Regions from separate parts of the Homo sapiens genome. Here region 2 is linked to region 1. The links are chromatin contacts, found by Hi-C or POLR2A ChIA-PET in ENCODE. All regions are on one chromosome and are shown on one strand. Each heading gives the region's core, a stretch centred on a gene start or an enhancer-like site at or near the end of the contact. The rest is flanking DNA. Distances are from core to core; before and after follow the strand shown. Region 1 holds the start of MTOR-AS1 (MTOR antisense RNA 1). Region 2 overlaps MTOR (mechanistic target of rapamycin kinase).

The links. Hi-C counts contacts between places; a loop is a spot of excess contacts on that map. ChIA-PET counts read pairs that join two places held with the same protein, here RNA polymerase II (POLR2A). Pooled maps may share reads with other maps.
Region 2: a map of astrocyte of the cerebellum shows a loop between it and region 1 (7-fold over the local background). The contact joins the enhancer-like site here to the promoter of MTOR-AS1 in region 1. A Hi-C loop is called at or near these places in 2 of 168 maps with a recorded cell type or tissue (astrocyte of the cerebellum and right cardiac atrium) and 1 of 50 pooled maps. POLR2A ChIA-PET finds 5 or more read pairs at or near these places in 5 of 52 experiments (H1, Panc1, WTC11 and 2 more).

What each region holds. Positions count from the first base shown.
Region 1 is chr1:11,141,438-11,145,570 of GRCh38, reverse strand. MTOR-AS1 (MTOR antisense RNA 1) reads right to left here and starts at 1,673. Exons shown (of 4, transcript NR_046600.1): 1 at 1,584-1,673; 2 at 685-904; 3 at 292-418. MTOR (mechanistic target of rapamycin kinase) reads left to right here. Exons shown (of 58, transcript NM_004958.4): 33 at 526-603; 34 at 816-923.
Region 2 is chr1:11,244,250-11,248,382 of GRCh38, reverse strand. MTOR (mechanistic target of rapamycin kinase) reads left to right here. Exons shown (of 58, transcript NM_004958.4): 7 at 289-564; 8 at 650-758. Among named protein-coding and RNA genes, the nearest start is that of MTOR, 16 kb to the left of the region's middle. Within about 2 kb of position 2,167, at least 4 of the 41 ENCODE cell types and tissues checked have a DNase peak (open chromatin) inside an H3K27ac peak, as active enhancers do.

The DNA.
Region 1 (4,133 bases), core at 424-2,923:
TCTACTAAAAATACAAAAATTAGCTGGGCGTGGTGGCGGGCGCCTGTAACCCCAGCATCCCAGCTACTTGGGAGGCTGAGGCAAGAGAATCACTTGAACCCGGGAGGTGGAGACTGCAGTGAGCCAAGATCACACCACTGCACTCCAGCCTGGGTGACAGAGTGAGACTGTGTCTCAGAAGAAAAAAAAAAGGTAGATCCCCAGTTATGTCCTCTTGAGATGCAAGAACCCATGATTCGGTTTTACAGCCCACATTCCCATGCCCTTGCCACCTAAGATTTTGTGTGTTACCTTAGATAGATGTTAAAGTTTTGGATGCCATACATTTCTGTCTTCGATGAGAAATTGGATAATACCTCCTCTCAAGCCATTCAGTTCTGGGAAAATGCCCTTCTTCAGCGAATTTCTCTTTTCATCCCTGGAATTTAAGTGAGACAGATAACTTCTGTAGCTAGTTGGGGTGCCCTAAAATAACCCTAAGCTCCCAAGTCCAGAGCTCAGTCCCAAGGGTTGTTTCTCTTCTAGTGCATTGACAAGGCCAGGGACCTGCTGGATGCTGAATTAACTGCGATGGCAGGAGAGAGTTACAGTCGGGCATATGGGGTAAGTGTCAACTATTCTGCACATTGTCATTTTTGAGGCTTATTTCCATACTTTTTTCAGAATGGGCTATTGAGAACTTACAGGCTGCTGGAAACATGCCTGTTTTCTCTGATCGGCAGATACCCTGACACCAGAAGGAATGATTTAAATTAATCCTGTCTTTTGGATTGTTCGTGCAGTAATTAGTTTGGAATGCGATTTGCTTCCATCAGGCCATGGTTTCTTGCCACATGCTGTCCGAGCTGGAGGAGGTTATCCAGTACAAACTTGTCCCCGAGCGACGAGAGATCATCCGCCAGATCTGGTGGGAGAGACTGCAGGTGAGCTTGGTAGAAAGCCCCAGTTCACCCACCTACCCCTACCCCTTCCAGGACCTGGGTGAGTGCCCCCCTCCACCCTGGCTCTTACTCAACTTGCTTTTCCTGCCTCCTCCACCAGTGTATTGCTTGGCTTGCATACAAAGCAGAATACTCAAAGGCTCCTCACCTAAACTTAAGCTGTGAGAGAATGACCAATTTTCCAGTCTCTTCTTATTCTCTTCTCTAGGAATTAAAAAAAATGTTTTTTAGTAAGTGACACCTGTGACCAGTCAGTTAGGAATCATAACCTCAAAATCAGTGGTTCTCAACCTTAGCAGCACAGTAGAATCACCTGCAGAGCTTTTTAAAATCCTGATGCCCAGGCTATTCCCCAGGCCAATTAAATTTCTGGGGAGAGACTCAGGATCAGTATCTTTTCAGGTTCCCCCAGATGATTCCACCAGCCAAAGCTAAGAACCACTGCTCTAACTACACTTGGAGGCCACCTGCACCAGCTTTTCAGATGGGGTTGCCTTAGGTTCTCATTGGCCAACTCCTGCTATTTATAGCTACTTAGGTCAGAGTCATCCTGTCGCCTCTATTGAGACTTTTTTTCCACTGCAGTTTCCGCTTGTAGAGAAGAAGCTTTCCCAAGTCCTCCATCAGTGTTTTCATTCTCACATTCTGATCATTTTAACATGAGAAACTGTCACTCCAGGTCTGGGAGTCAGGAGTCTAAATGTTCTGGGAAGGATGGCCAGTTATCCCATTCCTTGAGTGGGTAGGATAGGAAGTTCATCAGCAAAAGAAAAAAGAGAGAAAGCCTTTACCACTCCAGAAACCATTTGTCTCCCTACCTATCATAATCCATCCCCGCAATTATAAACCATTTCCTCTCAACTAGATCCCCACCTAATTGCTAATTCCAAATTCTCGCTTCAGACCAATCGAAGTTTGTGCTTCCAGGCGTCTCAGTAGGCTGCGACAAAACCTTTTGACTCCAAACACATTCCTGCCTAGGAAGCTCAGGGCACATTCCCCTGGACAGGAAAGAGCAATGGGCAAAGGAACATCTATGAATACAGTCATTTATGGCTCTGAAATGAGCACATACAGTTCTTTTACATGTTTTATTAGTAATTATGAAATGCCCAGTGAATGTTTTGATGGAAAATTGTCTCCTGGGCACCAGAAAGAATTCCACAAATAAGCATTTCCCACTTGATTTGTACACACCCCAATTCTTTGAAATGCCTATAATAAAGAGTTTCTACAGCAGAGATCTGATGAACCTTCTGACAGTCTGACAAGTGGGACTTGATCCAAATGTAGACTTAGAGGAGAGGGGAGGCATGGAATGAGTCCTGGGAAGAGAGATGCCTGTCTGACTTTACTGGGTCCAGGACACTGCCACCACCTTAAGCCTTCGTGACTTTCCTATCTTGAGGCAGCAAGATGCTTTTTGGCTTACAGGAGGCCAAATTATTTCAGCATCTGGGAGAACCTAACTATTGGTGAGAAGTCACAAAAAACAATCACTCAGTGTACTTTTTTCTGTTATTTTAACTTTCGAAATCATTGTTGTCACACTTCATGGGATGGAAAAATGTGGTCCAAGGCCTGAAAGTAAAGCATTACATTTATAGTGGAAATTTGGCTCTTGTGGATGGCTTGCTGTCAAATGAACTGCTGGGGCTAGAAAACTGCCATTTTGTGGTCAAATCATTTAAATTAAAATCCCCAACCAGTATTATAGTAGTGGAAAAATACATGTTTGTTACTTTTCTTTGGAGTTGCACCAATGCTTTTGGTTCCTAAGACCCTCCCATAGGGCAGTTAGAGAGGTCAGCCTTACTGGCGCTGGGTCTCTTCTAGCCTTGGGTTCTCCAGTCAGGCTCAGACTGCATCTTATCATAGCTAAAAGCCTGAGATCATTGTCGCTAGACTTTTAAGTTTATCTCCATGGAGGACAGCTCCATGGGTTCATGGAATTTACCATGAAGCAGTAGATCTCAGGAACTCCCCTTCTGAGTCTGACTTCTTATCAACAAGGATGAAAAAGGAGTTCACTTGGCCAGGCATGGTGGCTCACACCTGTAATCCCAGCACTTTGGGAGGCTGAGGCAGGTGGATTGCTTGAGGTCAGGAGTTTGAGACTTAGCCTGGCCAACATAGAGAAACCCCCTCTCTGCTAAAAGAAAAAAATACAAAAATTAGCCAGGCGTGGTGGCGCACACCTGTAATCCCAGCTCCTTGGGAGGCTGAGGCAGGAGAATCGCTTGGACCTGGGAGGCAGAGGTTGCAGTGAGCCAAGATTGCGCCACTGCACTCCAGCCTGAGGGACAGAATGATACTCCATCTCCAAAAAAAAAGGAGTTCTGCCTGCTTCTGCTCCCAAAGTTCTGGGATTACAGGCATGAGCCACCATGCCTGGCCTTCTGATACATTTTAACTTCCCTGCAAGCCACAGCCAAATCCACTGTGAAACACAACGGAGATTTGCTGATAGAATCTCAGGTTAAGGGTACTGTGAGTGAAATACCCTTAGGCAGCCGTCCCCAACCTGACTCTCTATAGTTGTTAGATGTAAAATTAGCTTAAGCCCCTTTGATAATTAATTCACTTTTTTATTATTTTATTTTATTTATTTATTTATTTATTTATTTTTGAGACGGAGTCTCGCTGAGTCCCCCAGTCTGGAGTGCAGTGGCACGATCTCGGCTTACTGCAAGCTCCGCCTCCCAAGTTCACGCCATTCTTCTGCCTCAGCCTCCTGAGTAGCTGGGACTACAGGCGCCCACCACCACGCCTGGCTAATTTTTTTTTTATTATTTTTTTTATTTTTTAGTAGAGACGGGGTTTCACCGTATTAGCCAGGATGATCTCGATCTCCTGACCTTGTGATCCCCCCACCTCAGCCTCCCAAAGTGCTGGGATTACAGGCATGAGCCACCGTGCCCCGCCTTTTTTCTTTTTTTTTTTTAATTATAAAGAATTTGTGGCCAGGCACAGTGGCTCATGCCTGTAATCCCAGCCCTTTAGGAGGCCGAGGTGGGTGGATTGCTTGAGGTCAGGAGTTCAAGACCAGGCTGGCCAACATAGCAAAACCCCGTATCTACTAAAAATACAAAAATTAGCCAGGCATGGTGGCACACACCTGTAGTTCCAGCTACTCAGGAGGCTGAGGCAGAAGAATCGCTTGAACCTTGGAGGCAGAGGTTGCAGTGAGCC
Region 2 (4,133 bases), core at 918-3,417, 100 kb before region 1:
CCAAACCAAGTGAGGAGTCCTGGGAGGTGAGAACCCTTGGCAAGGCAGCCCTCTGCTGCTGCTTTATTGTTCAATAGGTGGTGCTCTTCTGCCTAACTTAGAACAAAATCAGGTCCCTTGCAAGGTTCTGGGGAAATTGTAACCCTAAACATGAAGAGTGGCCACCCTTCACTTTGGAAGTAGTTGCGTTTCGGGATTAGGCAAATGTAATTGTCTGTAGAATCCACAGTGCCCAGTTTGAATGCCAGTCATAAGTAAAGATGATTTTTTTCCTCCTCATATATATAGCGTCTGAGAGAAGAAATGGAAGAAATCACACAGCAGCAGCTGGTACACGACAAGTACTGCAAAGATCTCATGGGCTTCGGAACAAAACCTCGTCACATTACCCCCTTCACCAGTTTCCAGGCTGTACAGCCCCAGCAGTCAAATGCCTTGGTGGGGCTGCTGGGGTACAGCTCTCACCAAGGCCTCATGGGATTTGGGACCTCCCCCAGTCCAGCTAAGTCCACCCTGGTGGAGAGCCGGTGTTGCAGAGACTTGATGGAGGAGAAATTTGATCAGGTAAGTGGTGAGAGGCCCTTTCCCTCTTTTCCTAAGCTCCACACCTCACTTTTCCCCTGCCAACCCTTTATCCTTCCTCTCTCAGGTGTGCCAGTGGGTGCTGAAATGCAGGAATAGCAAGAACTCGCTGATCCAAATGACAATCCTTAATTTGTTGCCCCGCTTGGCTGCATTCCGACCTTCTGCCTTCACAGGTGAGGATGTCCATGGAAGACATCATTACCCATCTCAGGGTAAACAGGGAACAGGTGATTCCAGAAAAGCCAAATATCTTTTCCTTTGAAGCAACGCCAACAAATCTCTGATTTCTTTGTCTCATGTCCAATTTCAATGCTATTTAGTTCAGGTTTTCTAATGTCAGAGGCAGCAGACACAGGAACAATCAGAACAGAGAGGCAATTCTATGGCCAAGCAAATTTTCATGTATGGATGCCAACAAGTTCACAAGTAGACTTAAAAGAGACCAAAGGAAGGGCAGTTTTGATGTAGCTACTGTGCAGCATCTACGTCAAAGCTTTGTGAGTCAGGGAGGGTTTGGGGATCGTCCTGCTTCTGTCCCTGAGGTGGTCACCAAGCTGCCTCACCACTTGCAGGCAGCATCAATCCTTGGCTCCTGAAGCTGCCCCAACTCAGAGTCCAACTTCTCAACGAAGCCTTCCTAGATTGCTCCAGCTGTAAATGTCCTTGCCTTCTTCCATCATAGCCCTCAGCTGTGGAAAGGTTTGGCATCAGACCTGAGATGAACCCCACCTCCGCCCTTAACCATGAGGTTTTGGACAGATTATTTGACCTACCTGGGCCTCAGCTTCCTGACTTGTAAAATCAGAATAACAATCTCTGCCTCCCAAGATGAGCAGCATTAATGTCTCAGCATCTACTATAGTGCCTGGCACAGAGCCCTAATAAGTGGAAACCATTATATATTATTACAGCCTCCTCAAGCTACTTCAAATATGTTTTGGAAATAGGGTAGAGGTAAAATTTATAATGCTCTAGTTGCCTGTTCATACTTAATGTCCTTGTCTTACCTCTCTACTTGCTGAGTGTAGGCACCCAGTCTTGAACATCTCTTCCCACTTTACCGTGGTGCTCATTGCCTGTGCTTAGTGAAGCATTCAGGACCCATTGAGAGCCAGGAACATAAGCAAAAGGCCAGCCTGGCCCTCAGCAGACCCTATTCCCTAGCACACAGACTCACTTCACGCCACCCAGCCAGACAAACCACAGGAGAAATGTAGCTGGTCAGGTGTTAAACACGCTGTTCGAAAGAAGTAGAACGTGTTGGGTGAGGACATGACAATTCGCCACATAAAACCACTGAACCAGAGAGAAATAACAGAAGGAAAATCACCCGTATTTTGTTAGTTTCTATTGTTCTGGCCTGGCACCCAGCAGCTTTTCTCTTTTTTAATGACCAGACAGGCTGCTGTTCAGTAGAGCTTTAAATGATCTTGGATTGAAAGTCTGTGGTTCAAAAGGAACTAATAACTAGGCCAAATTTGATCAAAGTCTGGCACATTACCCTTGTAAGTTACCCTTGTAAGTTCAGAAGGCTGCCTAGCAGCAGGATACAAAGGCTCAGAGGGCCCTAGATTTCTTCTTTTGATGTGGGTGTTTGTTATTGTTGTTGCTCTCTTTTTTAAGGTTAGTCAAGGTTGTTTTATTAAATATGCTAAAATATGCCAGTGACATTCAGCCTGGGCACACCGTATAAGTATTTGCTTCATTGCATAAGTACTATTTGTTTAAAGCTTGCAGTTTGGAAGTTATTGCTTAAACTTCTCAATGTTATAAGCTTTAGAAATATAAAAAAATACTCCAAGACTGAACTAGAATCTCTACAGTCAGATTTCTAATCTCAGGATGCTAAATCCAGGAAAGAAAATTATACTCTCTTGGGGTTTTTTTTGAGACAGGGTCTTGCTGTGTCACCCAGGCTGAAGTGCAGTAATGCGATCTCAGCTCGCTGCAGCCATGACCTACTGAGCTCAAGCGATCCTCTCACCTCAGCCTCCCAAGTAGGTAGGACCACAGGCATGAGTCTCCACTCCTGGCTAATTTTTTAAATTTATTTTTTGTAGAGATGATTTGGGATCTCACTGTGTTGCCCAGGCTGGTCTTGAACTCCTGGGCTCAAGCAATTCTCCTGCCTTGGCCTCCCAAAGTGCTTGGGATTACAGACATGAGCTGTGGCGCCTTGCCAGGAAATTATGCTCTTGATTTTACCCCGTTTCCTGCCGAAATGCTATCCCCTTAGTTTTTCTTGTTGACCCACTCTAATTTTAGGGTTGTATCTCCTTGGTCACCTGTCTTCAAGCCCCAGCATGCCTCATTGTCATTTGACCACAAGAGCCATGGGAGAAAACATTTCTCAGAGTAAATGCAGTCATAGCATGTGCTATTTTAGAAGTCTAATTCATTGTCTAAATGTGGTTCTGGTAGCTTTCAGTATCCCTAACTTCCTAAGGGATGTGTGGTTTTCCCTTCTCTCCTATTTTATGTGTACTACTGGTGCCTGGACTTGGGACCAACATCAATGGAAGAGAAGAAATAAATAGACAAGAAGCAAGAATCAGGAAATTCCAGCCTTCAGAGGAGAAATAACACTTTAGCTTGGATTGTATGAGAATCGCCTACCCATGCACACTGGCTTATGTGAACCTAATGAAAATATACATGTGGCTTTCCAAATTATAGACTAAATCTTCTTCTATTAAATATAACTGTCATAAAAATCTCTAGGTAATAGCAAAATGATTTCCAGGCCTATGCTGAATGGAATGGCCTGTTTATTGCAAACAGTGCTCAGTATTACAGTCATATATTGCTTAACGATGGGGATACATTCTGAGAAATGCGTCTTAGGAGAATTTGTCCTTGTGTGAACATCATAGAATGTATTTACATAAACCCAGATGGTATAGCCTACTCTACACCTAGCTCTGTGGTGTAGCCTATTGCTCCTGGGCTACAACTTGTACAGCATGTTACTGTAATGAATATTCTAGGCAACTGTAAAACAGTGGTAAATGTTTGTGTATCTAAACATAGACATAGAAAAGATATGTAAAAATATACTGTATTATAATCTTATGGGACCACCATCATATACATGGTCCATTGTTAACCCAAACGTTGTTAAGTGGCACACGACTGTACTGTTTTTTTGTTTGTTTGTTTGTTTTTCTGAGACAGAGTCTTGCTCTGTTGCCCAGGCTGGAGTGCAGTGGCACGATCTTGGCTCACTGCAACCTCTGCCTCCCGGGTTCAAGTGATTCTCCTGCGTCAGCCTTCCGAGTAGCTGGGATTACAGGCGCACTACCATGCCTGGCTAATTTTTTGTATTTCAGTAGAGACGGGGTTTCATCATGTTGTGCAGGCTGGTCTCAAACTCCTGAGCTCAGGCAGTCCACCCGCCTTGGCCTCCCAAAGTGTTGGGATTACAGGCGTGAGCCACCGCGCCCGACCCTGTACTGGTTTTTTATTAGTTTGAGATGGGGTCTTTTTTTTTTTTTTTTTTTTAAATGAGATGTAGTTTTGCTCTTGTTGCCCAGGCTGGAGTGGAATGG